Regions from separate parts of the Homo sapiens genome. Here region 2 is linked to region 1. Evidence: read pairs that join two places in POLR2A ChIA-PET (ENCODE). Cell type or tissue: PC-3. All regions are shown on one strand. Each heading gives the region's core, and the rest is flanking DNA. Links, peaks and the distances in the headings are about the cores only.

What was found. ChIA-PET counts read pairs that join two places held together with the same protein. Peaks named below come from ENCODE experiments on the same cell type or tissue, not always from the same donor. Only the 100,000 strongest peaks of a DNase experiment are listed, where the experiment ranks them.
Region 2: POLR2A ChIA-PET joins it to region 1 with 18 read pairs; 2 of 35 experiments call an interaction of 5 or more read pairs at or near these places.

The regions. Positions count from the first base shown.
Region 1 is chr19:51,725,291-51,740,663 of GRCh38, forward strand. LOC124904754 (a long non-coding RNA gene) reads right to left here and starts at 10,879. Exons shown (of 2, transcript XR_007067319.1): 1 at 10,773-10,879; 2 at 8,172-8,801. RefSeq lists a silencer at 8,546-8,840. In PC-3, for the core only: no CTCF peak of the experiment used is centred there; no DNase peak of the experiment used is centred there; H3K27ac peaks cover 372 bases; H3K27me3 peaks cover 308 bases.
Region 2 is chr19:51,798,538-51,813,910 of GRCh38, forward strand. The region is part of intron 1 of FPR3 (formyl peptide receptor 3); the gene reads left to right. It also overlaps a transcript of ZNF577 not described here. Among named protein-coding and RNA genes, the nearest start is that of FPR3, 11 kb to the left of the region's middle. In PC-3, for the core only: CTCF peaks have their summits at 9,058 and 10,251; DNase peaks (open chromatin) are centred at 6,474, 8,214, 8,914, 10,274 and 1 weaker place; H3K4me3 peaks cover 947 bases; H3K27ac peaks cover 3,769 bases.

The sequences.
Region 1 (15,373 bases), core at 695-5,694:
CAAATCTCTGTCATTTTGTATCTGTCACCCCATCTCTGTTTCTCGGTCCCTCTATTTGGGTCTCTGCCTCTGTGTATTCCTGTCTGTTTCTCCTCCTCATCCCCCCTCACAGCCATTCTCTCTCTGCTTTTACCTGGGAGTGTCTGTCCCTTTGCATTTCTGAAGTCTCCCTGACTTTCTTCTTGTGTGGCTCTCTTTCTTTCTGAGTGCCTCTCCCTGACTTTCTCACTGTGTGTCCATGTGTGTGTGTCTCTTTCTCTCTGTCTCTTTTTCCCTCTATCTCCCTCCCTCTCTAGCTCTGTCTCTATCCTCCTTCCGTCTCTCTGCATCCCCATCTCTCTCTTTTTTTTTTTTTTTTTTTGAGACGGAGTCTCACTCTCTCACCTAGGCTGGAGTGCAGTGGCGTGAGCTCGGCTCACTGCAACCTCCGCCTCCCGGGTTCAAGCGATTCTCCTGCCTTAGCCTCCCGAGTAGCTGGAACTACAAGCGCCCACCACCACACCTGGCTAATTTTTTGTATTTTTAGTAGAGATGGGGTTTCACTATGTAGGCCAGGCTGGTCTCCAACTCCTGACCTCAAGTGATCCATCTGCCTTGGCCTTCCAAAGTGTTGGGATTACAGGCGTGAGCCACCGCACCTATCTCTTTGTAAGGCTCTATCTCTGTATGTGTTTCTCTGTCTCTGTCTCTCTCATTCAGTTTCTCTCCATTTCTCTGTTTCTACATCTTCGTCTCTCCCTGCAGTTCCATCTCTTCCAGCCTGTCCCGGAGCTCTCCCCTGCCAGACACCAAGTCCTCACACCAAGTCCTCACACCCTGGGGTTTTCCCCGAGGAGGCTGCGCCAGGCCAAGCCTCTGCCTGGGCCTGTCAGGGAGAAGGTGCATTCCCAAGGAGCTCGAACGCCCTTCCCACCCACCAGGGCGGGCCGGGCTGTGTCTGACGCTGTTGCCGGGAGCCGGGCTGCCTGGTGTCTGGCTGTGTCAGGATGATGGGTCCTCAGATGATCTGAGGCCAGCCCAGAGCAGAAGGGGAGGGTGAGTCCTCCGCCCAGTGGGAGGGGGCAGCGCAGGCTCCTCCCCAGAAGTGGGGCATTTGGCTGCCCAGCCCCCACCCCGCCCTGCTCGGGTGGAGCAGCTGTATAAAACCAGATGTTTCTAAAACCAGAGTGCGGTTGAGGAAGGATAACCAGGGCTTTAATCCTCAACAGTTCCCTCCTCTAAGACCCAGGAGTCCAGGTTCCCAGCACCCTCCTCCTTCAGACCCGAGAGTCCAGACCCCAGCCCTTCCTCTCTCAGGCCCAGGAGTCCAGGTTCCCATGTCCCTCCTCCCTCAGACCCAGGATCCCAGACACCCAGCCCCTCCTCCTTCAGACCCAGGAGTACAGGTTCAGAGTTCCTCATCCCTCAGACCCAGGGTCCAGACCCCCAGTCCCTCCTCCCTGAGACCCAGGAGTCCAGGCCCCCAGCCCCACCTCCCTCAGACCCAGAAGTCCAGGTCCCCAGCACCCCTCCCTCAGACCCAGGAGTCCAGGCTGCCAGCCCCGCCTCCCTCAGACCCAGGAGTCCAGGCCCCATCCCCTCCTCCCTCAGACCCAGGAGTCCAGGCCCCATCCCCTCCTCCCTCAGACCCAGGAGTCCAGGCCCCATCCCCTCCTCCCTCAGACCCAGGAGTCCAGACTCCATCTCCTCCTCCCTCAGACCCAGGAGTCCAGGCCCCCATCCCCTCCTCCCTCAGACCCTGGAGCCCAGGCCCAGGCCCCCATCCCCTCCTCCCTCAGACCCAGGAGTCTCAACTCCCAGCTTCCTTCTCCCTTAGACCTACATGTCCAGCCCCCAGAATTTCTTGCAGGAAGAGATGACCAAGGCTGGAAGCAGCCCAGACAAGTGCTGAAAGACAGGGAGCAGTGAAGCTGAACACTCCCACAGCAGGCCGGGGCTGTTGTTGGAGGGACAGGTAGGGACACCGCACCCCTCGCTAACACCCATGGCTCCTAGAAACCCCCATTCCTCTGGTGGCTGCTCTCCAGTTCCTGCCCTGGGTCCACAGTGGCCTTCCCAGCATTTCAGCCATCATCAGGAAACCTCAGGGTACAGCTTACAGAATACCTGGACAGAAGGAGCACAGGGTGGGAGAGGTAAGGCAAAAATGGAGCAAAGGCAGAGGAGAGAACATTCATTCATTGTGGGGACATCTCCTGAGCCCTGGTGGACAGGGCTGGGCTGGGCGATGCCGGGCACACAGAGATGACTCAGCCCTGGGCCCTGCCCTTGGGGAGATGCCAATCTGGTGGAGAAGACAGCTGTGTAAACAGAGGGCCACAAAACAGTACAAGGATGCACCAACCCAGCCCAAGAGTCAGGGAGGGCTTCCTGGAGGAGGTGATGCTGGCTGATGAGGCGTTAGCCGTGGTCAGGGTGGTGGTGGACGGTGGGGCAAGAAAGGGGCATCCAAGGCAAGAAATGGTGTGGCCAGTCAAAAAAGTAAGGGCGGATTGATGCTGTGAAGCACAAAGGGTGAAACAAGGGGCTGGGGGATTGTAGGGTCCCTAGTGAGGTCCGCTCATTTAGGTTTAAAAAAATTTTTTTTGGCCAGGCACAGTGGCTTATGCCTGTAATCCCAGCACTTTGGGAGGCCAAGGCGGGCAGATCACTTGAGGTCAGGAGTTTGAGACCAGCCTGTCCAAAATGGTGAAACCCCGTCTATACTAAAAATGCAAAAGTTAGCCGGGTGTGGTGGCGTGCACCTGTAATCCCAGCTACTCAGGAGACTGAGGTGGGAGAGTCACTTGAATGGGAGGCGGAGGTTGCAGTGAACGAAGATTGCGCCACTGCACTCCAGCCTCCCGTCTCAAAAAAAAATTTTTTTTAAACTAAGTAACAATTATACATATTTATGGTATACAACATGACATTTGCTATATACATATATATATATTCGTTGTGAAATGGCTAAATCAAGCTATTTAACACATGCAACGTGTCGGGTTTTGAATGCAGGAATCAGAGGCTAGGACTTTGCTCTGGTGGCAATGGGGAGCCATGGAAGGGCTGTGAGCAAGGGAGGGGCAGGATCAGCTCTTTGTCTGAGTAAGGGACAAACTGGAGGGAGAGACAGGGGGCTCTGGGCCAGGATGAGTTGCTGGGGGGTGGGGTTGCATCAGAGATCCCTGGGGCTTTTCCAGGCTAGAGAGGAAGTGTGAGTGAGGTTGGGCAGAGGTGCAGGACCCCGAGGAGCCAGGACCAAGAAGACTGGGGGATGGACACAGACATGGCGGGCTAACTTGCCAAGCCCCTAACCTCAGCTAGTTCTGGCTACAGTTGCTCCTCGCTTTGCTCCATCTCAGGCAGGTACCTACTGGGGAACCAGTGAGGGCAAGGGGCCCCTGGGCAGTAACCTGAAGAGATCCTTGTTTTATTAAATGCTTGAATCCCGGTAGATGGTTTCTTTGCCAGGTGTCCTGGATTGGGAAGGGAAATGCACACTGCGGGGATCTAGATACCGAGAGACAGAGGAGAAAAGGAGGGAGGGAGAGGAATGAAAGACAGAAGCTGGCTTCCACGACCATCTATTCAACAGCGAAAAACTGCCCTACCCCTGGATTCCTGACCCCCTTTACTCTCTTCTGCTTTTTCTTTTTCCCCATAGCATTGGTCCCCTTCCTATATAACGTATAACCTGCATAAGGTACGTTTAGTATCTTTTTTGTGTAATGTGTGTCTTCCTGGTTCGAATGCAAGCTCTAGACAGGCAGCTGTCTTTATCTGGTTTGTTCATGGCTCATTCCTCAGAGCCTGGACCTGTGTCTAGGTAGGTGCTCAACAAATATGTGTTGAACAATGTGTGAGGTCAGGATAGAAAGTCAGATTGGTAGATGGAGAGGGGAAAGAAAAAGGAGAGCGACCGGGCACGGTGGCTCACGCCTGTAATCCCAGCACTTTGGGAGGCCAAGGCAGGTGGAGCACTTGAGGTCAGGAGTTCAAGACTAGCCTAGCTGACATGGTGAAACCCCGTCTCTACTAAAAACACAAAAATTAGGTGGGCGTGGTGGTGCATGCCTGTAGTCCCAGCTACTCAGGAGGCTGAGGCAGGAGAATCGCTTGAACCCGGGAGGTGGAGTTTGCAATGAGCCGAGATCACGCCACTGCACTCCAGCCTAGGCGACAAAGCGACTCTGTCTGGGGGAAAAAAAAATGGAGAGGAAGGAAGGAGGGGAAGGAAAGATAAGGGAAGAAGGAGGAAGGAGAGGAGGAGGGAGGGAAAGAGAGAAGGAGGGGGAGGAAGATCAGAAGAGGAGGAGGAGAATGGAGGAGGGAGAGAGAGAGGGAAGGATAGGCAAGAGGGGGAGGAGAGAAGTTGGGGAGAGAGGGCCTAGCAGCTGGGACCCCCAACCGACTCCTGCGTAATAGTTCTATGGACACCACTCAGAGTGGCCAGTCCTGGGAGGATGGGTTGAGGAGCTCCGGGGAGGTGGGACCTTAGAGGAAAAAGACTCCAGGATCAGCAAAGACCCCAAGTCTGTAAAGAGACTGCCTCTGGACTTCCAGGAACTCAGAACCTTGGATGGGCTGGAGTTAGACGGGACCTTTTCTCCCCCACATGCCTATTCTGGGAAACCCCTAGGCTTCCATGATTCTGCCGAAATCCAGGGAGGGAGGGAGGGAGCCTAGCCAGCAATGATGACTGTACATCCACCTTCTGCCTCCAGCTAGTGCCTCTGGGAGAAACTGTAGGACTTCCAGAGCTGGGAGGAGGGAGAGAAAGGCCTGGAGGGGGAGAGCCCTGCCTGTAACAAGTTGAAGGCACTTTCTACCCCAGCATGCACCATCTCTCCTGCCACTTTCCCTGGAGAGAAACAGAGACAGTAAGAGCCAGACAGAGGGAGAGGGAGGGAGGGGCTTCCTTTTGCAAAAGCTGTTTATCCTCTCCAGGGAAGCAAGAGAGGAGGAGACCCATTTTCCAGATAGGGAAACTGAGGCACAAGAAGAGTCATTTCCTGGGACAAGTGATACAGCACACAGGCAGCATGGCTGGGTAACAGAAATCAGGTGGTAGGCATTAGGTCACTAGGCTATGCCCTGCCAGTCACAGAGGAAGGAGGAGCTGGGGGCTTAGACTAAGATCTGAGAGCCTGGATTCCTGAGTCTGAGGGAGGAGCGGCTGGGATCTGAATTCCCTGGTCTGAGGAAGGAGGGGCTGGACCTGGACTCCCGGGACTAAGGGAGGAGGGGCTGGACCTGAACTCCTGGATCTGAGGGAGGAGGGCCTGGGACCTGGACTTCTGGGTCTGAGGGAGGAGGGGCTGGGGGCCTAGACTCTGGGGTCTGAGGGAGAAGGGGCTGGACCTGGACTCCTGGGTCTGAGGGAGGAGGGGGTGGGGGGGCTGGCATCCAGTGGGCTCAAGATGAGGCCTGGACCCCTAGATTCTCAGCTCTACTGCGTTCCGAGCTATCAGGGAATCTGCCCCGATATTCATGTAGGTTCTTTTCTATTTTCCTTAAGCGTTGGCCAGCTTGAGAAATAAAGGGACAGAGTACAAAAGAGGGAAATTTTAAAGCTGGGTGTCCGGGGGAGACATCACATGTCGGTAGGTTCCGTGATGCCCCACAAGCCACAAAAACCAGCAAGTTTTTATTAGGGATTTTCAAAAGGGGAGGGAGCGTGCGAATAGGTGTGGGTCACAGAGGTCACGTACTTTACAAGGTAATAGAATATCACAAGGCAAGTGGAGGCAGGGCGAGATCACAGGACCGCAGGACCGAGGCAAAATTAAAATTGCTAATGAAGTTTCAGGCACCATTGTCATTGATAACATCTTATCAGGAGACAGGGTTTTGAGATCAACTGGTCTGATCAAAATTTATTAGGAGGGAATTTGCTCTTCCAAATAAGCCTGGGAGCGAGCGCTATGGGAGACTGGAGTCTATTTCACCCCTGCAGTCTCGACCATAAGAGACAGGAGCACCTGGGGGGGATATTTATAAGCCTATACCTCCAGGCGCGTATTCTCTTTCCCAGGGATGTTCCATGCTGAGAAAAAGAATTCAGCGATATTTCTCCCATTTGCTTTTGAAAGAAGAGAAATATGGCTCTGTTCTGCCTGGCTCACCAGCGGTCAGAGTTTAAGATTATCTCTCTTATTCCCTGAACAACTGCTGTTATCCCGTTCTTTTTTCAAGGTGCCCACATTTCATATTGCTCAAACACACATGATCTACAATTTGTGCAGTTAATGCAATTATTACAGGGTCCTGAGGCGATATACATCCTCCTCAGTTGACAGGATTAAGAGATTAAAGTAAAGACAGGCATAGGAAATCACAAGGGTATTGATTGGGGAAGTGATAAGTGTCCATGAAATCTTTACAATTTATGTTTAGAGATTGCAGTAAAGGCAGGCATAAGAAATTACAAAAGTATTAATTTGGGGAACTAATAAATGTCTATGAAATCTTCGCAATCTACGTTCTTCTGCCATGGCTTCAGCCGGTCCCTCCATTTGGGGTCCCTGGCTTCCCGCAACACCGAGCCCTGACAGAAAACTTCCCAAGCCCAGGTTCCTCTTGCACATGTGGTTTAGCTCTGTGGGTTACCCCCTCCTCTCTGTAAGTTCCCATTGTCCACCTTGCCTCCTGCATCGGCCTCCACCACAGTCAGGGCAGAGGAGTCTCTGTAGGACAAACACAGCAATCAGATTCAGAAAATAGATCCAAAGGTGGGGATCCAGGGCCCAGGGCTGGTGGCCTGGACCTCTGGGGCTGCCAGGGAGGAGTAGGTTTGAAAGAAAACCCTGGGCCAGGCGTGGTGGCTCACGCCTGTAATCCCAGCACTTTGAGAAGCCGAAGCAGGCGGATCATGTGAGGTCAGGAGTTGGAGGCCAGCCTGGCCAACATGATGAAATCCCGCCTCTACCAAAAATACAAAAATTAGCTGGGTGTGGTGCTGGGCGCCTGTAATCCCAGCTACTCGGGAGGCTGAGGCAGGAGAATCGCTTGAACCCGGGAGGTGGAGGTTGGAGTGAGCCAAGATTGCACCACTGCACTCCAGCCTGGGGGACAGAGTGAAACTGTGTCTCGAAAAACATGAATAAATGCAAGAAGACCCTGTTTCTCCACTCCACACTTCTGACACCAAAGAGGCCGGGCTGCATTCCCACCAACAATCAATTCTCCAACTCTCTGGACAGCAACTGCATGTGTAACAACTCACTTCAGTTCTGACACTAACTCCCTGGAGTTAGCACAGCCCCCACAGGTTGAGGGCTCAGTCCCACGGGAGTGCCCCCGACTTCACATGCCAGTCACAGGCACTGGGACCACAGGGTACCCACACTTCTATCTGACTTGGCTACAAATCAGGGGTCCCACAACCCCTTCCTGACATTCCATAATTTGCTATCACAGCTCACAGAACTCAGGGGGGTGCTTTACTTCCATGTACCAGTTCATTATAAAGAGTATTATAAAGGTTACAGGTGAGTGGCCAGATGAGGGGGAACATAAGGTGAGGTCCAGAAGGGTTCCAAGTGTGAGAGCTTCTGTCTGCGATGGCGTCATGTGGACGTCTTCATCAACCTGGAACTTCTCGGAACCCTATTGTTTAGGGTTTTTGTGGATGTTCCTTTACCTGGGCATTGTTAACAGAAAAACCAAACTCTATAAAGTATTTTATTGTATTTATTTTTATTTATTTATTAATTTTTGGAGTCAAGATCTCACTCTGGAGTGCAGTGGCACAATCATGGCTCACTGCAGCCTCAACCTTCTGGGCTCAGGTGATCCTCCCACCTCAGTTTCTTGAGTAGTTGGGGCTATAGGCGTGTGCCACCACACCTAGCTACTTTTTTAATTTTTTGTAGAGATGGGGTCTCCCTAGGTTACCCAGGCTGGTCTCAAACTTCTGGGCTCAAGTGATCCTCCTGCCTCAGCTTCCCAAAGTGCTGGGATTTTTGGCGTGAGCCACCACACCTGGACTCTGTAAAATATTTTAAAGAAGTTTATTCTGGGACAATTTCAGTGACCGTGGTGTGCCCAAGGTTGGCCAGATTAAGTTTGGTTTGATGTTGCAGCCATAAAAAAGAATGAGTTCATGTCTTTTGCAGGGACATGGATGAAGCTGGAAGCTATCATTTTCAGCAAAGTAACACAGGAACAGAAAACGAAACACCGCATGTTCTCACTCATGCGATCATGAGTTGAACAATGAGAACACATGGACACAGGGAGGGGAACATCACACACCGGAGCCTGTCAAGGGAGGGGGTGTGGGAGATAAGGGAGGGAGAGTATTAGGACAAATACCTAATGCATGCAGGGCTTAAAACCTAGACGATGGTGCAGCAAACCACCATGGCACACATATACCTATGTAACAAACCTGCACATTCTGCCCATGTATCCCAGAACTTAAAGTAAAAATTGATTTGATGCATTTTAGGGAGGAAGGAGTTACAGGCAAAGTCATAAATCAGTACATGGAAGACATACATTGGTTTGGCCTGAAAAGGCAGAATATCTTGAAGAGGGGCGGGCTGACAGGTTACAGATGGATTCAGGGCTTCTTTAATTTGCAGTTGGTTAAAGGAGTAAGGTCTGCTTAAAACCTGGAGTCTGCAAAACCTGGAGTCTGCAAAAAAGAATGTTTTAAGATAAGGATGAGGGATGTAGCAAGATTGATGGCCCTTAGAAGTGACTTAACACTTGCCTTAGGTCTTGTATGTAATTTGGTATCTTATCATCACAAAGAGTCTGTTTTGTCAATCTTACGACGTCTATTTTAACTATAATGCTGGTCTTCTGTGTTCCTAAACTCCAAAAGAGAAGGGGCATAAGAAGGCGTGTCCCACCTCCCTTGAAGTCATGGCCAGGAACTCAGTTTTTAGGTTTCTCTGGGATCCCTTTGGCTAAGAAAGGGTCTTGCTGAGTCAGTGGTGGTGATGGTGAGTGGGGTGGAGGGAGGGCCTTAGGATTTTATTTTTATTTTATAGCATGATTGATTAAATCATTGGCCACTGGTGATTAGTCAATCTCCAGCCCCTCTCCCTTCTTGGAATTTAGAGCATGAGGCTAAAAATTCCACTGGGATCACAGGGTTCGTCTCTCTGGCAACCATCCCCGATCCGCCCAGATCCTCCTCATTAGCATAAACTCAGGTATGGCTGGTAGGGGCTAATTATGAATAACAAAATATGTTCTTCTCACCTCCTCACTCAGGAAGTTACAAGAATTTTAGGAGCTCTGTGCTAGAAATTAGGGGCAGAAAACAAATATATATTTATTTATTTTTAGACAAGTCTTCACTCTGTGGCCCAGGCTGGAATGCAGTGGTGCAGTCACTGTTCACTGCAGCCTCAACCTCCCAGGCTCAAGCGATCCTCCCGCCTTAGCCTCCTGAGTAGCTGGAAATAAAGGCTGTGCCACTGTGCCCAGCTAATTTTATTATTTTTTGTAGAGACAGGAGCTCACTATATTGCCCAGGCTCACTATATATTGCCTATATTGTCTCAAACTCCTAGTCTCAAGCAATTCTCCCACCTCGACCTCCCAAAGCACTGGAATTACAGTTGTAAACCACCTCACCTGGCCCAAATACATATTTCTTTCTTTTTATTTTTTATTTTTTGAGACAGAGTCTTGCTGTGTCATCCCGGCTGGAGTGCAGTGGCGCAATCTCGGCTCACTGCAACCTCCACCTCCCAGGTTCAAGCGATTCTCCTGCCTCAGCCTCCCGAGTAGCCGGGATTACAGGCGTGTGTCACCACACCCAGCTAATTTTTGTACTTTTAGTAGAGACGGGGTTTCACCGTGTTGGCCAGGCTGGTCTCGAACTCCTGGCCTCAAGTGATCCGCCTGCCTTAGCCTCCCAAAGTGCTGGGATTAAAGGCATGAGCTACTGCGCCCGGCCCCAGATATATGTTTCTTATTGTCTTAGTCCCTTCTGGCTGCTCTATCAAAATACCCTAAGCTGGGTGGCTTATAAACAACAAAAATTTTATTTCTCACAGTTCTGAGGCTGGCAAGTCCAGGACCTGGGTACTGACAGATTTGGTGTCCGGTGAGAGTGGATTTTCTGATTCATAAATGGGGTCTTCTTGCTGTGTCCTCACATGGTGGTGGGGGCAGGGTCCTCTCTCTCGGGCTTCTTTTGCAAAAGCACCAATTGCATGCATGAGGGCTCCACCCTCATAACCTCATCACCTCCTAAACATGCTCCCTTCTAATAACATCTCCTTAGGGATTAGGATTTCAACAATGAAGTTTAGGGGACCCGAACACTTATTCCCTCACCGTTAGTTGCCTGTTCTTGGCGTGGAGCCATTTCATTCCTCTGAGCCTCTCTTTTTTCATCTGTAAAATGGGACTGTCTCAATTTGTCCTTCATAGGATAGCCCTGAAGATTAAGAGAGAGAGTCTGTCTGGCACATTAGAATATGAGGTGAGTTTAGCCGTTCCTGAAACAGCAGAGTTTGAAGGTCTCCAAGACTAACTCAGGTGGCAACAGGGGGATGCTTCCCTGGATACCCCACCCCTTCACCCTCCCTGGATACCCCACCTCTCCTCTGAGGAGTAAGCCAGGTTGGAGCTGGGAGGAGCCCACACTCTGTCATCAGACACCCCTGGGTTCCAAGGCAGGCAGGCTTGCGCAAGCCAACTCCTGGCTCTGAGCCTCCTTAGCCACCTGCAGACAAGGAGGACCCTTCCCCATGTTGATGCAGGTGAGTGGAACTCTGTTTGGTTCCTAGTCTTTCAAGCATGGGGTGAATAGACCCTCTTACCCGGGACATAGCAGAAAGCTCCAAACAGTTTGGTGAACAGCCAGACTGTGCAGCACAGAGAGTGTGTCATCAAAGGGGCACGCCTGTGGGCTCCAGATAGAGGACACAGAGCTGCAGAAGTCCGGCGGCCCCTTTCTGTGACCTGGGCTGCAGGCACCCACAGTCCAGAGGCTCAAAACCACAATGCCGTCATTCCCAGTGAATGCTGTAAGATGAAGAGGAAATAACGCTGCCGTGGTTTCCCATGAGGGGATTACTTAAGAGGATGTCCTAACCCCCAGAAGCTCTGACTGCAACCTTATTTGGAAAGAGGGGTTTTGCAAATGTCATAAAACTAAGAATTTCAAGATGAGCATATCCTAGATTTAAGGTCGGCCCCAAACGCCACGGCAGGTGTCCTTATAAGAGTGAGGCAGAGGGAGGTAGACACTAAACACAGAGAAGAAGGTGATGTAAAGACGGCGGCAGAGATTGCAGTGATGCACCCACAAGCCAAGTGTATTAGTTTTCTAAGGGTTCTGTAGTAACAAAATACATCTGTCCCTCAGTGTCCTTGGTTCCACATGTAGTGGGGTTGACGGGTGGCCCCCAAAAGATACATCTAAGTCCTAACCTGCAGAACCTATGGATGTGACCTTATTTGGATAAAGGGTTTTAAGAGCTTTTGCAGGTGTCATGAAGTTAAGGATTTTGATATGAGATCTGGCTTTTCAACACTGATACCATCCTGGCCAACACCCTTCTGGTCCTTGTGATAATTTCCATTTTCCAAATGTTGAGAGATAACACAGAGATGAAGGAAGCTGCCCCAAAGCACATGAGACACGGCCTCCGCCATCAGCTCTTGTCATCGTATGTTCAAGTGTTCTGCAAAACTGGTCCGTGGAGCCCAAAGCATCCACATCATCTGTGTGCATTTGCTAAACATGACGACTACTGGTCTTCACTGTCATTTATTCAGATTTTGTGAGCTCAGGGCTATGGAAATGATTTAAACAAATGTCCCAGGTAATTCTTACGTACAGTTTGAGAACCATCTGATTAGGAAAAAAAAAATGCCTCCCAAAGTGAAATAAGAAGACTGAATGCCTGTAATCCCAGCACTTTGGGAGGCCGAGGTGGGAGCCCCAGGGGGTTCGAGAGCAGCCTGGCAACACAGTGAGAACTTGTCACTACAAAAAATTTAAAAATTAGCTGGATGTGGTGGCATACGCTTATAGTTCCAGTTACATGAGGGGCTGAAGTGGGAGGATCACTTGAGCCCAGGAGATCGAGGCTGCAGTGAGCTATGATTGTACCACTGCACTCCAGCCTGGGTGACAGAGGGAGACCCTGTATCAAAAAGAAAAAGAAAGTGATGCAGAGACATAGGTGGAGATTGGAGTGATGTATCACAAGCTAAGTGTACTAGTTTTCTAAGACTTCTGTAATAAAAAAGTACAGCTGTCCCTCAGTATTCTCTGAAGGTTGCTTCCAAGACCCTGCGGATACTAAAATGCACAGATGAGTTCAAGACACTTACATAAGATTGTGTGGTATTTGCGCATAACCTATGCACATCCTCCCATATACTTTATTTTTATTTATTTATTTATTATTATTTGTTTGAGTTGGAGTCTTGCTCTGTCACCCAGGCTGGAGTGCAGTGGTGCAATCTCAGCTCTGCCCCCTGGGTTCAAGCGATTCTCCTGCCTCAGTCTCCTGAGAGGCTGGGATTACAGGCACCCTCCACTATGCCTGGCTATTTTTTGTATTTTTAGTAGAGACGGGGTTTTGCCATGTTGGCCAGGCTGGTCTCGAACTCCTGACCTCAAGTGATCTGCCTGCCTCGGCCTCCCAAAGTGCTCCCATATACTTTAAACCATCTCTAGCTTACTGATGATACCTAATACAATATAAATGATAGACAGTTCTTCTACTGTATTTTTAAAATTTGTATTTTTTATTACTTTTTTCAAATATTTTCTATTCGTGATTGGTTGAATCCTTACATGTAGAAACCACAAATATGAAGGGCCGGCTGTGACACAAACTCAGGGGATTAAACAACAGAAATTTACTGTCTCAAAGTTTTGCCAGCTAGAAGTCCAGAATCAGGATGTTCCAGCAGACTTGGTTTCTTCTGAGGGCTGTGAGGCAGAATCTATTCTATGCCTCTTGCCTAGATTCTGGTGATTTTTTTTTTCTTTCTTTGAGACAGGCTCTTTCTCTGCTGCCCAAGATGGAGTACAGTCAGCTCACTGCCCACTAACCTCTGAGCCAGTGAGCTGACCCAGCCCCAATCAGCTCTTTGCAACTTCTGCCTCTCAGGCTTTAGCCAACCTCCCATCTCAGCCTCCCAAATAGCTGGGACTACAGGCACAGGCCACCATGCTCAGCTATTTAAAAAAATTTTTTTTGTAGAGATGAGGTCTCATTACATTGCCAGGCTAGCCTTGAACTTCTGGGCTCAAGCAATCCTCCCCCATCAGCCTCCCAAGTAGCTGGGACTATAGGTGGGAGACACCTCACCTGGTTAGCTTGTTTTTTATTTTTATTAATTTATTTATTTTTGAGAGGAAGTCTCCCTCTGTAGCCCAGGCTGGAGTACAGTGGCGCAATCTCAGCTCACTGCAACCTCCGCCTCCTGGATTCAAGCAGTTCTCCTGCCTCAGCCTCCTGAGTAGCTGAGATTACAGGCACGCGCGGCCACACCCGGCTAATTTTTGTATTTTTAGTAGAGACGGGATTTCTCCATGTTGACCAGGCTGTTCTCGAACTCCTGACCTCTGTTGATCTGCCTGTCTCAGTGTCCCAAAGTGCTAGGATTACAGGCATAAGCCGCAGCGCCCTGCCTATTTTTATTTTTTAGACAGGGTCTTGGTCTGTCACCTGGGCTGGAGTACAGTGGTGTGATTGTAGCTTACCACAACTCAGAACTCCTGGGCTCAAGTGATCCTCCCGCCTCAGCCTCCCAAGTAGCTAGGACCATAGGTGTGCACCACCACACCCTGCTCACTTTTTAATGTTTTGTAAGGACAGGGTCTTGCTATGTTGCCCAGGTTGGCCTCAAACTCCTGGGCTCAAGCAATCCTCCTACTTCAGCGTCCCAAAGTGCGGAGATTACAGGCATGAGCCACTGCACTTGGCTGCTTCTGGTGCCTGACACTGACAATCTTTGGTGATTTGCTGACAGTCTGTGGTGTTCCTTGGCTTGTGGAAGCATCACTGCAACCTCTGCCTTCCTCATCACATGGCGTTCTTCCCGTGTGCGCACCTGCATCCGAATTTCCCTTTTTTCATAAGGACACCAGTCATGTTGGATTATGGGTCCACCCTAGTCCAGTATGACCTCACCTTAACTTAAACAATTACATCTGCCATGATCCAGTATCCAAATAAGGACACGTTCTGAGGGGCTGGGGGTTAGGACTTCAACATAGGAATGGAGGGTGGGGAGAGGACAAAATTACATCCCTAACACCAAGGAATGCTAAGGATGGCAGCCGCCACTGGGAGCTAGGAGAGAGGCGTGGAAGGGATTTTCCTCCAGAGCCTCCAAAAGGAGCCAACCCTGCCGCCACTTTAATTTCAGACTTCTGGCCTCCAGTACTGTGAGATAATCCATTTCTGTGGTTTGAAGCCACTTGGTTTGTGGTAATGAGTTACAGCACCCTAGCAAACTAACATGCCAGCCCAGTGCGGGGTACATGTGGAGCGTAAGATGAACAAGCTCCTCTCTGTGCCCTGGGGAGGCTCACAGGGACCATGCATGCTCTTCTAAGGTGCACGTGATCAGAGCAGATCACTGAGGGAGCGTTTCCGCTCCCCTAACCCCAGGTGCAGGGACTTCAGAGTAATTCCTACTAAATGACCCCTACCACTGTTGCTTGACAAAGGGAGGTGCGAGGGGGAAAAAAGACTATGAGAATGGGAGAGGGCGGGTAATACAGGAAGTGTCACGTCACTCTGGTTGCAGAGGACAGAGAAAACAACCCTGTCTCCAGCAGGTGGAAATGGTCATAATGTTGATGGTGGCCATGATATGTATGTTTTTATCTTATTATATTTTGAGACAGGGTCTTGCTCTTACTCCCCAGAATAGAGTTCATTGGCATGATCATGACTCACTGCAGCCTCGACCTCCCAGGCCCAGCCTCGATTCTCCTGCCTCAGCCTCCTGAGTAGCTGGGACTACAGGTGTGCGCCACCAATCCTGGCTGATTTTTTTTATTTTGTATTTTTTTATTTTTGTAGAGACTCGGCTTTGCCATGTTGCCCAGGCTGGTCTGGAACTCCTGGGCTCAAGTGATCCGCCTGCTTTGGCCTCAAATGTTGGGGTTACAGGTGTGAGCCACTGTGCCTGGCCAGCCGTGATACAGATGCTCAGCTCTATGCTTCCCATCTCATGTTCATGAGCTCCAACCAAAAGATTCCCTCAGGCAGCTATTACTGCTCGCATGTTAAAGAAGAGAAAATTGACATTCGAAGAGGGAAGTGACTTGTCTGAGGTCACACAAGCAGTGACAGCCGGGATCTGAACATGACTGTTACAGGATCCAAAATACATGTGCTTTCTACACTGTGAGGTGCTGGTAGATGTTTAACAACTGGCTCTCCAA
Region 2 (15,373 bases), core at 6,399-11,398, 79 kb after region 1:
ACCCTATCCTGGTAATTTTGGAAGAACGCCTTTCAATGGCAGCACTTGAGCGTGCAAAGGTAGTGGCTCTGTTCGGTCTGGTTTACAAATCTTCCTGTCTCCACTGACTGGCTAGGTATGATGCTGAAAAAACTACAGGAGTCCCTGGGCCATGGATTCTCCCTAGTAAAAAAGGGATGATGATGGCTGCCTCACAGTGTTATTATGAGTATTAGATGTAAACAAGTGCTACATAATTGCTATCATTCTTAAAGAGGCTAAATAGCCCAGGGTGGGAAGATTCTCAGATTTTCATGATCATAGAAAATTGCTGTAGCTTGGCTGGGCGTGGTGGCTCACACCTGTAATCCCAGCACTTTGGGAGGCCGAGGAGTTCGAGACAGCCTGGCCAACATGGTGAAACCCCATCTCTACTAAAAATACAAAAAATTAGCCGGGCGTGGTGGTGGTGCCCAGCTACTGGGGAGGCTGAGGCAGAAGAATTACTTGAACCCAGGAGGCGAAGGTTGCAGTGAGCCGAGATCACACCGCTGCAGTCCAGCTGGGTGACAGAGGAAAAAAGGGAACCATTCGGACATTTGCCCCTGAACTTGAAGTGCGCCACACCCCACTCCCACTGCCAGTTGCCACCCCCGTCAGCTCTCTTTCTGCCTGTCCTCTTGCTCCTCTGAGTGTGGCCTCCAGATGTCTCATGTACCTCCCGGGGTCTGTGAATACTAAAACCTCTCGAACTTTAACACTGTCGTCGCCTCATTGAAGCCGCACCCACAATCCAACCCACGATGTGAGGCTGCCCGAAAGCGACCTGGGCAGTTGGATCCCCTCTTGATGTTCTTTTGTCCTGACCTCTGGTGGCTGCTGAGGATGGTCACTAGCAGCTGAGTTGATAGAGAAACTTGAAGAGCTTCATTTAATACTACTGGCATAGCAGGCAGGCTTTTGGCTGTGTCTTGGACACAATCCCAATGTCTGTGTGTGTGGATGACTCACGCACTTCCTGCATCAGACAGCCCAGTCGGTCTGGCCCAGACGGCACTACTGCTTGCTGGTGCTCCATTTTGCTGCTTCGTGCAGCTTAGTACTGCTGTCCTCAGCAGTTAACTTGGAGATTCTCCAGAAATTCCAGTGACCGTGGACGGCTCTTTGAGGCTCCAGGCTCCCCAGCAGCTGCAGGAGGGCAGATCCTATTGTAATGAGGGTGTTTCCCTGTGGGACATCAGAAACCCTTTCTGGGATCAGGCCCCTGACAGGGGGCCACTACTGGAGGGCATGTTGCCCCTTGAGCCATACATGCTTCTCTGGTGACCTAGGGCCTCGGTAGTGGTCCGGCCTGTATTGGCTCTAAGTAGCAAAGTACTGGCCTCCAGCCAGAGAGAGCTGGCCAGGATGCTGAGCTGGCCACCCGGTAGCCCATGGCTCGATCCTCAGCTCTACCTCCATCTTGCTGATGATAGGGCCATGGGCCACCAGGCTCCTGGGGAGCAGCGATTCCACCATAGTGAAGTTGAAGAGGATGACAGAATGCTGGCTTCAGTGTGTCAGTGAAGGGGAGCTGGGTGAAAGGGTCCAGTCGCCTAACTCTAACCTGTGACACGGCAACTGCACCTGAGTCCCCAGGGCACCTTGCAAGAGCCGGTGCTGCTGAGGCCAGTGCCTCCTTGGTTGCTGCATTCCTTGGTGCTATCACTTCTCGTTCTCCCAGCCCCTCAGAGGTCGATCGGGTCACCCTGGAAAGAAAAGCGGCTGCCTACAAGGCCAGTGCAAGTGGAGCTCATTGTTCGGTTTTGAAGAGAAAGTGAGATTAAAGAAAGACACACAAAGACAGAGTGTCTCAACAGCAAATGCAGGCATTTATGTCCAGTATAAACCTGCAGAGGTGCCAGTGCCCACCACTGCTTACAGGCTGGGGCAATTACAGGCCTGGGTGGGAGAGGTCTGGAAGTGGAGCATGGCCCGTTGCCTGGGAAAATGTTGATAACATGTTCCCATGATGAGGCGGTTTGGCACTTGTTCCTGCAGAATGTGATAGTGATGTTCCTTGGGCCTTTGCCCGGCAGAGTGTGATAAGGATGTTCGTGTGCCTTGTGGTCAGGTGGTTGGGCAGGATGTTTCTCATGGCCCGAAACCCCATGGAATGTTTCACTTTGACCAAAGTCTGCAAAATGGTGGGGGGCTTACAAAGTGGTGCAGTTTGGACTAACTCTCAATACCATTTTTTTTTCTTTTTTGGTAACAATGTGTAAAGTGAAAACAGCAGAGTGCTACTCCATACCACTGGGATCTTGTCCAGTAAACATCCAGAGAGTGAGGTTAGGAAATAAAAAGTATATAAATATTAGATGCCTAGAAATGCAAGTCACTTTAAAGATTTTATGTGAAATAGAAAAAAAAGAGAGGAGAGGGACTCATTGTCTTGTAATGGGTCCTTCCCAGAGAGAGGTGACTGTCCAGTGGCACCGGGCCCTTTTCCTCCTTCCCCTTTTACTCTTATCAACTAGGACAGAAACTAAGAATTTTGGCTTCAAGTGGCTAAAAGACTGATGGGGGAAAAAAGAAAATAGAAAAAAATAACAGAGAGACTGACGCTCTAGGCAGTTACAAGTCCAAGAAAAAAGACAGAAACTTTTAACTTTAAGTATTGAGCCAAAACCAGGTCTAGCAAACATAATGCTGGCCCTAGATTATTTATTAATTTATGAAGAAACTTCTAGATATGGGGGTGACAAAAGGAAATTAAATCCATTATATATGCATATATTTTAATGTAAATATATAATAGATAAATTATGTATACATAATATAGAACCAAATTGAAACAGTTTTACAATTTGGTTTGACTGGAAATTCAAAATCCATATATTAATTTTTGTAGTAAAAGTTTATGTAAAAAAAGACAAAAAGGACACTGATTGGCTTTTGTTCCTCTACAATATAGGTTCTAACTTAACTTCTAACATTAGCGGCCGGACGCGGTGGCTCACGCCCGTAATCCCAGCACTTTAGGAGGCCGAAGTGGGCAGATCACCTGAGGTCAAGAGTTCGAGATCAGCCTGGCCAACATGGTGAAACCCCATCTCTACTAAAAGTACAGAAATTAACCGGGCGTGATGCTGGGTGCCTGTAATCCCAGCTACTCAGGAGGCTGAGGCAGGACAATTGCTTGAACCTGGGAGGTGGAGGTTGCAGTGAGCCGAGATTGTGCTACTGCACTCCAGCTGCACGAATTGACAAAATTTATGGACTTCATAGTGGGATTCAAATTATAGTTATACATAGGGATCTCATTAAATTTACTTACTCTACTCCCATAATCTTGAGAAGCTAACTAAAATTTTGAAAAATGAGTAGACCTCACTTTATCTGTAGCGTCGCCTAAATTTCCCAGTCATACAGTCATTGCTCTAAAATATTCTATGTTGGACATAGATTCTGTGACACAATTAATAACAAATTAAAATTAAAGTAAGCTTTTGGCACTTACAAATTGGCTTGATCAAATGAGGCCCCTTAGTCCCCCAGTTAAGATAATTTATTACGGCCCAATAGAAGTTGAAACAGCACCTTCAAGGATTAAAATTTATTATATAAAACCGAATTAATAAAAGCGTGATTATCGACACCACATCTCCATTTAGCAACCCAAAAGTTCTTCCTGTTCCCAAATCTGAAAAAAAAAAAATTCGTAAAAATGCCTTACGATGGATGACTACAGCAGACGGGCTGTTGAGGGCTGCCTCAGCTCTTCAGCCCAGACCAGTGACAGAGCTACCAACACTGCTTCACCTCCTGCAGAGGTAGAGGTACAGGCAATGAGAGGAGGGGGTCAGGGATATTTTTTAGCCCTTTCTCATCCTACCCTCATGCCAGTCCCAGCTTTATCTACCCTTGAGTCATATTAAGCCATTCAAGGATGAGTGGATGAAGTTTTTAATCAGGAAAAAATACTTCCATGCCCCCCAATTTGAGAGTAAGAAATAGAAAATGAGGCTATTGTGGGTGTCATTTCTAATTTCTGGACCTCAGCCTGTACCCTGGGGTAAGTGGAAGTGGAAAAAAACTACAAGAAAACAGAAAGAGTGGTGGGGATTTGTAAGGCTTGGATGAGATAGTATATATTAAAGGGAAAACTTAATTACTTTACCCTTAAGTGTAATGTTTGCTGTCACCTTTTTGTATCTTTCTCTTTTTAATCAGACTGTTGAAGGTGTCTTCTATTCTTACTTTTTAAGAGTTCTCTTCTTCTATTGCTTAAATTATGAATGGATGTTAAATGTTTTCAAATGTAATATCTGCCAATATTAACATGATTATTTTTATTCTTTCATTTACATCGTTACAGATTATTTTATTGTATACAACTGTATACAAACTTCATATGGTTCCTTTCATATAATAAGAATGTAAGCTGTCTGAGGGCAGGAATTGTGGTCTGTATTGCTTACAGATGAATCCTCACCCTCTATGTGTAAAATAGTGTCTGACATGTGGTAGGCACTCAATAAATACTGAATTAATGAATCAATAAATAGTGTCACCTAGATATTTAAGTGAGAAACATTTGATGTCTAATTAAAATTATCTCTGTTACAAATTATTTTATTAAATTAAATTAATTTAACTAAAATTAAAATAACGTGAACCAAGTCATGTCTAGTAAATTCTCATCCTCATGTGCGCAATATTTATAAATTCCCAGGTGGCTTCCATTTTCATGAACACCTTAAATTTTGAGTTTCCACTTCAATACAGTACTCTCACTAACAACTGCCTAATGACTTTGTATTTAAATAAATAAACTCATAACTCAGCCCTTTACCTTGCTTTCTCCACAAAAACACTCAGAAATTGTCAATTTTGTATTGTGTAACATACTTTCCTGATGCACTGGCAAAAGACACCACTCAACATGAATACCAAGGAATCCTGTTATCAATGTCCTCTCTCACTCCACTGCTTTACTCATTCTTCTCGTCTTCTCTAGAGTTCTGTGCATTTCCAAGGCAGAGCAGTTTGACCATTTCATTCACACTTTTGACTCCTATAAATGCTTTCAATTTCCAAAAAAAAAAAAAAAATGTATATTCTTTAATGCCCAACTAAGTTGTGGCCATAGAAAATGAGGAACAATGAAAAAAATGCAAGACAGAAAGTCAGGAGCCACGAAGGACAGCGTGAGACCTCTAGATAGGAGAGCCAGGGCTTCCAGATGGGCTAATTAATAGACTCCCTCTACTGCCAGGACAGGGGATTCTTACCTTTCCTTCCCACTGGCCTTGGTTAATTGCAGTAGAACAGTGTCCGCTACATCTCCCTTTTTTCTTTTCCTCATTAGGAGTTTCCATTGTGGATTCCCAATTCTCATTGCATCGTGGTATATTGGGGCTTTGAAGCTAAGTATTCTTTTAAGTTATGGGACACTTATCACAAAGAAACTTCAACATAAAACGTTGGGGATCTCATCCTTGGGAAGGATGGCTCTACTTCTTCTATTTGGAAGAAGAGTGTAAAGGGATCTTGAGTACCTGAAGGCATAATTCTGGCCAAGACTGACAGCTGCCTAACCAACATTAATCACCCTTCTTCACTGCAGTGAATGCTTATAAGGGTCTGTTGCCTCGGCATCCAGTCTAAATACAAGCTTAATTTTCTCATACGAGGCTCAGGGCTCAGTCACCCTTGACACAGTTTCCAGTTCTACACCACAGTCACGAGTACAAGAAAAAAAAAAGAGGAACTTTAAATTTAAGTACTGGGCAGAATCCAGATCTAGGAAACGTAATCCTAGCCCTGGAATACTTACTGATTTATGAACAAACTTCTAATGGGAGGGTGATAAAAAGGAAATTAAATACATCATATGTATATATGTATATAATATTTTAATGTAAACATAGGACAAATAGGTGAATTATGTACATTTAATATATAACCGCATCAAAACAAAGTTTTACAATTTGATTTGATTGGGAATTCAAAATTCATATATTAATTTTTATACCAAAAAAATTATGTAACAAAAGGATAAAAAGGCACTGATTTGGTTTTGTGCCTTTACAACATAGGTACTAACTTAACTTCAACAACAGCAAAAATGCTCAAATTGACAAAAATTTATGGACTTTACATTGGGGCTCAAATTATAGTTATATATGAGGATCTATCGAGCACCCGATTCTGTGGCTGTTCGGGGCGCCACTATGTAACCTGCCATGATCCCTGGTGGACTGAACAAAGGGGGGTGAATGCAGGAATAAAAGACAAGAGACAAAAGAGTATATTTGGAAGAAGGGGTCCGGGGGCACCTTGCCTCTAGTGGACAAGGCCCTGAGCTTTACACGGCCCTCTGTATTTATTAGAGAAAAGCGATAGTGAGAAGGGGGGTGGAAGAAGAGGTCAGTTGGTTGGTCCAGAGTAGGCTTGCAAGACTGCATTCTCTAGATGTTCCAGTAGATAACTTCAAAGAGCTTGGCGTCAGGAAGCGATTGCCCTCAGCAAACCTTCTGGCGGCAGGCACAGTCGTGAGTTTGCTCACATCCTGTATTCATGATAAACAGTTTGCTGTTTGATCATATAGCCTCCAGTGGAATGCTGAGTTGGTCACGTCCCATGGGCCTTCGGCTCCCTGCATATCCCCCTGTTTATGAATTAATTGAAAGAATGTAAGACCAGGCTGGGCAGCTCTCATTCTCCGATTGGCGGTCCATCCGATTTTACAGACTATAAACAGAAGACAGAGACAAAACAACATTACTCCAAGAACTACATATAAGATGTTACTGTGGTACTTTAGATAGGTCCAAGGGTTGAGGCTCTCCAGGCCTTCCTGGAATTCAGTCCAGTCTTCTAAAGAAGGCTGAAATTCTTGAGTGTGCCTATTTAAATCAAGAATTTTGTTTTGTAATTCACTAATATCAAAGGTGATGTTGGATGTGAAAGCTCCTTGCAAATGGGCTTTCACAAGGTCCCACGGATACTCACTTTTGTTATATTCTAAGTTGGTTACACAAATACGAGTGTGATTAAAATGACAGCGCAATTGCCGCTGCAACTGCAAGCTTTATACTTGTTCCCCTAACCACAGAACCATGGATTTCAACATTGCCACTTCAGTTTGTAACTCAGTGTTAATTTTATTCTGAAGTAGCCTCGCTTGGTTGGCTGTACGTGTCCAATTCTCTACGTACTGAGCCGTTTGAACAGAACTATGCAAAGTTACAGAGGACATCACAACAGAAGTTATTAGTGTGACCAAGGAAACGATAGCAAAAATTATCATGCCTAAGGCTCTACGGGCACAATAAGTAACCTGAAGTAGAAGAAGTTTCACAAAATGCAAAGCAGGTGTGGCAGCCCAAGCCTCGGACAGATTAACAGGAATCCCTAGCCCAGGGATGCAACCTAAAATCATCAAAGTCGAGATATTATGTGTTCGCAATGTGCTATGATTAATGCAGTGATATAACTGGCAAGATTTACAGGTCAACTGGGTATTGTTTACCTGGAGCTGGTCCTTCTGAGCTGCCAAAAAGACATAAGGATTAAAAACACAAACCACAAATTGAGTGGTGATATTCTTTACAAATGTAACATTAAGACTGTGTCGTGACTCCAGTCGGCCTTCTCTCCATCTTTGCACTCAGGCTCAGCTGACTCATGGCTCGTACCGGAGGGACTGGGCCCATGGTTGGCCACCCCATGTTTCTCCAGTCTCCCATTCCAGGGTTGCAAGCACCTTGAGGGCACCCACATGGCTTGTCAATCTCCTGTAAACACACAAGCATACCCTCTTCCCCATGTCAGTAAATCCACCGGGCCTTTCCATTGTCCTTCTTCTGGGGATTTCCATAACACTTTCAGATAAACTTTCCTCTTTTCCTCTAACACTTGCCAATGTCTTTCTGCTGGAGTCTTACCATCCGTACCAGGAGTCAAAAATTTTAAAGTAAATAAGGCTAAATGTAGTTTTGATTGAGGTGGTAGTTGGCCTCCTATACCCCCTTTTTGTCTTTTCAACATTCGTTGTAATGTTTGATGTGCCCATTCTATAATGCCTTGTCCTCTAGGATTATAAGGAATTCCTGTTTTATGGGTTATAGCCCAAAGCTGTAGGAAATTTTGAAAAGCATGACTAGTATAAGCAGGTCCATTGTCAATTTTTAATTGTTTAGGTATTCCCATATGAGCAAATGATGACAGACAATGTCGCTGTACATGACCAGCTGTCTCACCTGTTTGGCATGTACCATGCAGCATATGAGAATAAGTGAAACAAATTAAGCAGTTCTGGGTCTAGCGTACTTTTAACTGTAGCAGTTTCTATGCGAATGGCTAAATTTACAACATAAGCTGAACAAGAAGAATCTCCTTGCAGGGTTTGGTAAAGATGTGTAAGTTGATAGGTAGCAATACCTAACATCGGGCGTAGCCAATTAATATCTCCTAATAATTGCTGAAAATCATTTAAAGTCTGTAACCTGTCTTTATGGTTGACAATGTTGATTGTAGCCTGCCACGATCCCTGATGGACTGAACAAAGGGGACGAGCGTGGGAATAAAAGACAAGAGATAAAAGAGTATATTTGGAAGAAGCGGTCAGGGGGCAGCTTGCCTCTAGTGGACAATGGCCCTGAGCTTTACACAGCCCTCCGTATTTATCAGGCAAAAGAGATAGCAGGAAGTGGGGGGGGTGGTTGCTGGCTAGCAGCCTGATTCACAGCAGGCTTGCAAGACTGCATTCTTAAAACAGTAGGCGCTAGATTTCTCAATAGATAACTCTCAATAGATAACTTCAAGGAGCCAGGGAGTGAGGCCCTCCACAAACCTTTTGGTGGCAGCGCAGTGTGAGTTTGCCACATCCTGCATTCATGATAAACAGTTTGCTGTTTGATCATATAGCCTCCAGTGGAATGCTGAGTTGGTCACGTCCCATGGGCCTTCGGGTCCCTGCAGTTGATAGGATCTGAAGCTGTGAGCTGTAAAACCTCACAGCTGACTGCAACTAGCTCTGAGCATTGACCTGAAACCCCAGAGATCCTTATTGTTTGAGTATGTTTTAGTCCATAGATGGCAGCATGACCTTTGGAAGAGCCATCAGTAAAATAAGTCTGTCCACCTGGAATAGGTTTGTGATGAGTAATCACAGGAAGAATGAAAGAATGGATTTTATAAAACTGTAAAATTTTGTCTGAGAGTAGTGGTTATCTATCACGCCCATGAAGTCTGCGAAAGCAGTTTGCCAGGCAGTCGACATTTCCCAAGCTGCAGCTTGTTGCTGAGAGTCTAAAGGAACAATAATTTTGTCAGGATCATATCCTGTAAGCATTTGTGACCTATGCCTGCCCATAGTCACAATTTGTGTAATTAAAGAAAGATAAACTTGCAAGGTTTTGACTGTTTGATTAGATAGAAAGAACCATTCTATTACTGTTACAGACTAGTCTATAAACTGGCCCAAAAGTCCTGTTGGAGAGTAGGGGGTAGGAAGAATAAACAAAAGCAAAGGTTTTTGTGGTTGTAGCCATGAGGCATGTCTCTGCTGTAACATTTGCTCTACAAGCTGTAATTTGGCTTCTGCCTCTTTAGTTAGTTGCTGCAGGGAATTTAAAGAATCTCCGTGCAGGGTTTGGTAAATATGTGTAAGTTGATAGGTAGCAATACCTAACATCGGTCATGGCCAATTAATATCTCCTAATAACTGCTGAAAATCATTTAAAGTCTATAACCTGTCTTTATGGAGAACTACTTTCTGAGTCCATACACTTCTCTCTGTAACAATAGTTCCTAAGTATTGGTATGGGGAAGTTGTTTGTACCTTTTCTAGAGCTATTTTGAGATTCCATTTAGTCAAAGCCTGCTTTGTTTCTCTGAATAACTGATGTAGGTTTTGATCTGTAGGAGCAGCCAAAAGAATATCATCCATATAATGAATGATGTAAGCAGTAGGAAACATATTCCGAGGCTTCTTTAATGCCTGTCCTACAAAATGCTGACATAGCGTAAGACTGTTAAGCATGCCTTGGGGTAAAACTCTCCATTGATAATGAGAAACAGGTTCTCTTTGATTAATAGAAGGCACAGAGAATGCAAATCAAGGCTTATCCTTCTCGTGTAAGGGTGTAGTAAAGAAACAATCCTTAAGATCTATTACTACAAGAGGCCAGTCTCTTGGAATAGCCGCTGGAGATGGTGAAAGTTTTTGTAAGGCACCCATCAGTTTTATGTGTACATGAATAGCTCTTAAATCATGTAGTAGTCGCCATCTTCCGGACTTTTTTGGAAAAACAAACACTGGAGAATTCCAAGCTTATGTGTCCGGCATCCCATTGTTCTTTTACTAGCTGCTGAAGTTGCATCAGGTTCTCCTGAGATAGGGGCCATTGATCCACCCACACGGGTTTGTCACTGAGCCATTCTAATAGTGAGGCAGTGGGCAGAGGAGAAATATCAATGACCCTCGTCAGAAATCCTGACGTCCTAGCCCTTTTCTATCTGTTTTTCCAGTTACTGATATTGGGTTAGGATTTCCTTGAAGAAATTTTCCTAAACATTTTCCCCTCTGATATCTCATGTTCTTCAACATTTTAAATCCTGGGTTATCAAAGTTTTCATTTGTAAGTCTCATATTCCATGTTATAAGTAAGTCTCAACCCCATAAATTGATAGCTATATTTTCAACATAAGACTGAAAAGTACATGACTGTCCATCTGGACCAAGACAAGGTAAAATCTCAGTGCTCTGTTGAACACTTTGAGCTGTTCCTACTCCCACTAGGGATGTAGAAGTTAATTGCAAGGGCCAGGATGGGGGCCAACTGTCTTTAGATATGACTGACACATCAGCTCCCGTATCCATAAGCCCATAAAATTTCTTTCCTTTAATGTGTACTACACAGGTAGGTCTATTAGAGGCTATGGGTTGGGATAGATAGATTTCTCATGTAGTTGTGCTCCCAACCTCTTTATTTTCTCATTTCTCCTTTCATGGAGAAGGGTGTGATTTGCAGGGAATAAGCAATAATTGAGCAGTATATTGTCCCAGCTCAAAACCCAAAGATCTTGTGACATTAAAACTACTTGAATTTCTCCTTCATAATCAGAGTCAACAACTTCTGGGACTACAGTAATGCCCTGTAAGTTAAGGCAGATTTTGCCTAAAATTAGTTTCACATATCCTGCTGATAAAGGTCCCCAAATATCAGTGGGAACTTTGATGGGTTTGTCTGCCCCAACTAACATTACCCATTCTTTGACTGGGAGATCTAATCCTGCACTCCTTGTGTTCCTGGGGTGAGGGAATCAATGTGCCTCTGGGAACCCATGCCTGGAACGGGGTTGAGGTCTGGACTGGGAATGCCCTCATTGTTTGTGGGGCCTGGGTCCAGGCCCCCATCTCATTTCCCAGCAGGGGGGTGCCATTCTGATGAAATTTTGAGCGGCACTGATTAGCCCAGTTATTTCCTCTGTTACGCAAGGACAAAGTCCTGGCATTTTTTCCACTGGGTGGGGCACTGCATTGTAAGGTCCTTTCTGTACTGAGATCTGGCGGCATTCCTTTTTAAAATGTCCAGGTTTTTCACAATTATAACATTTTCCCACTTTAGGGTTTGACCCTTGGCTCCTTTTAGATTTGTCAACTGCTAAATTAGCCACTGCTTGCGCTAATATTGCAAAGTGATGAAGCTCAGTTCCTACATCTTGACAAGCTCTGAGAAAACTTCCCAAGTTTTTTATACACCTCACCAGTGCCAGTGCATGTTTACAATCCGCGTTTGCATCCTCAAAAGCTAGAGTTAAGGTTAGCATTTCTGCAGCCGTGGTATGAGGAATCTGACGCTTCACTGCCTCTTGTGATCTTGTAAGAAATTGCACATAGGGTTCCTGTGACCCTTGCATATGTAAAAAGGATTGTACTGGGACTCCCTCTTCAGGAATTGCGGCCCAGGTGCATTTAACAGCCTGTGCACACTGCTGATAAGCAGCGTCTGGGAGTGCCATTTGACTTTCCAGGTCTGAATAAGGGCCATTACCTAATAGCATATCCTCTGTAATGTCTCCGTGTCCAGCAACATGGTTCTGTTTAGCCTGGTCTGCACACATTTCTTGCCAATTTAAATTCCATGTCAGATATGCACTAGTGGACAAGCAAGTTCGCATCAAGTGTCTCACATCAAAGGGTAAAAAACGCATAGCACCAAACACAGATTCTAGCAATCCTAAGGTCAACCGGCTCTGTATGCCATTATTTACCACTCTCGCTTTTAATTCCTTCAACAACTTACTCTAGTGGGGTGTGTTCATGAATAACCTGCTGTGGATTGTTGGGATCAGGCCTTATGGAAATAGGAAAAGTGCAAGGTCCTAGGGGCTCTCCAGCTATGGCAGCAGAGCATAAAATTCTTTGTATTGGGGTCTCTAGTTCTGCTACCAAAGGAGGCAATACAGATGTTTCTGCAACTGGAGGAGGCTGTATAGGCCAATTTTTATCCTCCCTCTCCTGTTTTTTATTTTCATCTGGAGCTGTGAGTGGGACAACAGATTCTTTCAGATTTTTAGATTCAGCCTGTTGTCCCACAGAATAATAAGGAGATAATGGCAGAAGTACAGTATGAACTAAACTCCAAGTGGAGAAAACAGAAGGATCAATTTTAAGACCTTTTTGATGAGCCCATTTTAATCCTTCTGCTCTGTCCCAATTTTCCACATCAAGGGTGCTGCCTGTGGAAACCATGGGTTATGTGTAATAACCTCCTGCAGCAGCTAAGTTAATGTCTGAGAACTAACCTGAGCACCAGTTTGTTTCAACAGAACTCTAAGCAACTGCACATAATTATTTTTTTCAGTAGACGAATTCTGCCCCATGTTACCGTGATTCAGAAAACTTCCCATTCCCAGTACTTCTTTAAGGAACTGATCCCAGTACCTCTTTAGGCGCTGACCTCATGTGCGCTGCCAGCTGACTCATCCCAGGGTCCCCATTTGCGTTGTCAATTTCAGTTCCTCTATTCCAGGAGATCTTCTTCATTCACATCCTCATAGTCCCGTGTTCAGACTGTCGCCTGTTTGAGTGCCACTTGTAGAGCCCCTGATTCTGTCGCTGTTCGGGGCACCACTATGTAACGTGCCATGATCCCTGGTGGACTGAACAAAGGGGGATGAACACGGGAATAAAAGACAAGAGACAAAAGAGTATCTCTGGAAGAAGGAGTTAGGGGGCACCTTGCCTCTAGTGGACAAGGAGCTCGGCACCAGGAGGCGACTCGCCCTCAGCAAACCCTCTGGCAGTGGGAGTAGTCGTGAGTTTGCCCACATCCTGCATTCATGATAAACAGTTTGCTGTTTGATCATATAGCCTCCAGTGGAATGATGAGTTGGTCATATCCCATGGGGTCTTCGGCTCCCTGCAAGGATCCCACTAAATGTACTCACTTTGCCCATATTGTCTTGAGAAGGCAACTACATATAAAATTTTGAAAAATGAGTATACCTCGCTTTAACTACAGCCTTGCCTAAATTACCCATAGTCATACCTATTGTTCTAAAATAGCCTATGTTGGAGGTAGGTTGCTCTAAAACAGAATATGTTGGAGGTAGACATAATAAATAATACATTAAAATTAAAGTAAATTGTTTGCACTTAGAGATTGGCTTGATAAAATGGGATCACTTAGTCCCCCAGTTAAGATAGTTAATATGGCCCAACGTAGGGTGAAATAATGGCCTTCAATAATTAAAATTTGTTAAACAAAACGTGATTAATAAAAGGGTGACTATCCACATTGCATCTCCACTTAACAGCCCAAAGTGCTTCTTGTTCCCATATCTGAAAATAAAAAATATCACAAAGAATGTCTTATGATGGATGACTACAGCACTAAGGCTGTAGTCCCATCTATCAGGGCCCCCATATCTAACATCTAATATTATTAAAAATTGCTAATACTATTCAATCAAGAACTGGTAAACATTTTGCTCTCATTCATTTGGCTAGCATGTTCTGTTAAGTGCTTATTTCTACAGACCCTCAGCTACAGTTGCCTCCACCTCTGAAGAAACACAATACACCTTTCCAGGCTACCTAGGGGTACCCTCATAGCTTTGGCATCACACACAAGCTTTGCAGACAGGAGCTTAATGACATCCACAGTCTCCATAAGCACAGGTGCAGCATTACATTGAGGACAACCTCCTCTAAGAAGATTCACTTGATACACACATTACAGTCATTTAATTCGTCTCTTAGTCCATTCAAGGTACTATAACAAAATTTATTATGCTGGATAATTTGTAAACAACATAAATTTAGGCCAGACGTGGGGGCTCATGCCTGTAATCTCAGCATTTTGAGAGTCTGAGGTGGGTGAATCACCTGAGGTTACAAGTTTGAGACCAGCCTGGCCAACATGGTGAAACTCTGTCTCTACCCAAAAATACAAAAATTAGCAGGCATGGTGGTGAACCTGTAGTTCTAGCTACTGGGGAGGCTGAGGTAAGGGAATTGGTTGAACCCTGGAGATGGAGGTTGCAATGGGCCGAGATCACGCCACTGCACTCCAGCATGGGTGACAGAGTGATGCTCTGTCTCAACACACACACACACACACACACACACACACACACACACACACCCCATAAATTTATTGATCACAGTTCTGGGGGCTGTAAAGTCCAAGATCAAGGTGCTAGCAGATGCAGTATCTGGTGAGGGCCATTACTCACAGACAGTGCTTTCTATGAGTCCTCACATGGTAAAAGGGAAAGACAAGTGCCTATAGGACTCTTATAAGGCACTCATCCTACCTATGAGGGCAGAACAATCATAATTGAAAACCTCCACCTTTTAATACCATCACCTTGGTATGAGCAACCTCATTTATATTTTTATTTTTATTTTTATTTTTGGCCCAGGGAATGATCTAAGGATGTCATGTTTCAGTGGTGAAAGATAAGGACAGGTCCTGAAGAGACTCTGAAGGAGTCTTTATAAAGGAGGATGGGATGTTTTCCTTTTTTTTGAGACAGAGTCTCACTCTGTCACCTAGGCTGGAGTGCAGTGGCGTGATCTCGGCTCACTGCAAGCTCCACCTCCCGGGTTCACGCCATTTTCCCACCTCAGCCTCCCGAATATCTGGGACTAGAGGTGCCTGCCACCACGCCCAGCTAATTTTGCTTTTGTATTTTTAGTAGAGATGGGTTTTCACTGTGTTAGCCAGGATGGACTCGATCTCCTGACCTCGTGATCCACCCACCTCGGCCTCCCAAAGTGCTGGGATTACAGGCATAAGCCACCGCAGCTGGCCGATGTTTTCCTCCTTTATAAAATGAGACAGGCATGTGAATGAAGCCAGTTTTTTTGTTTATCTTCATCCTTCTGGCT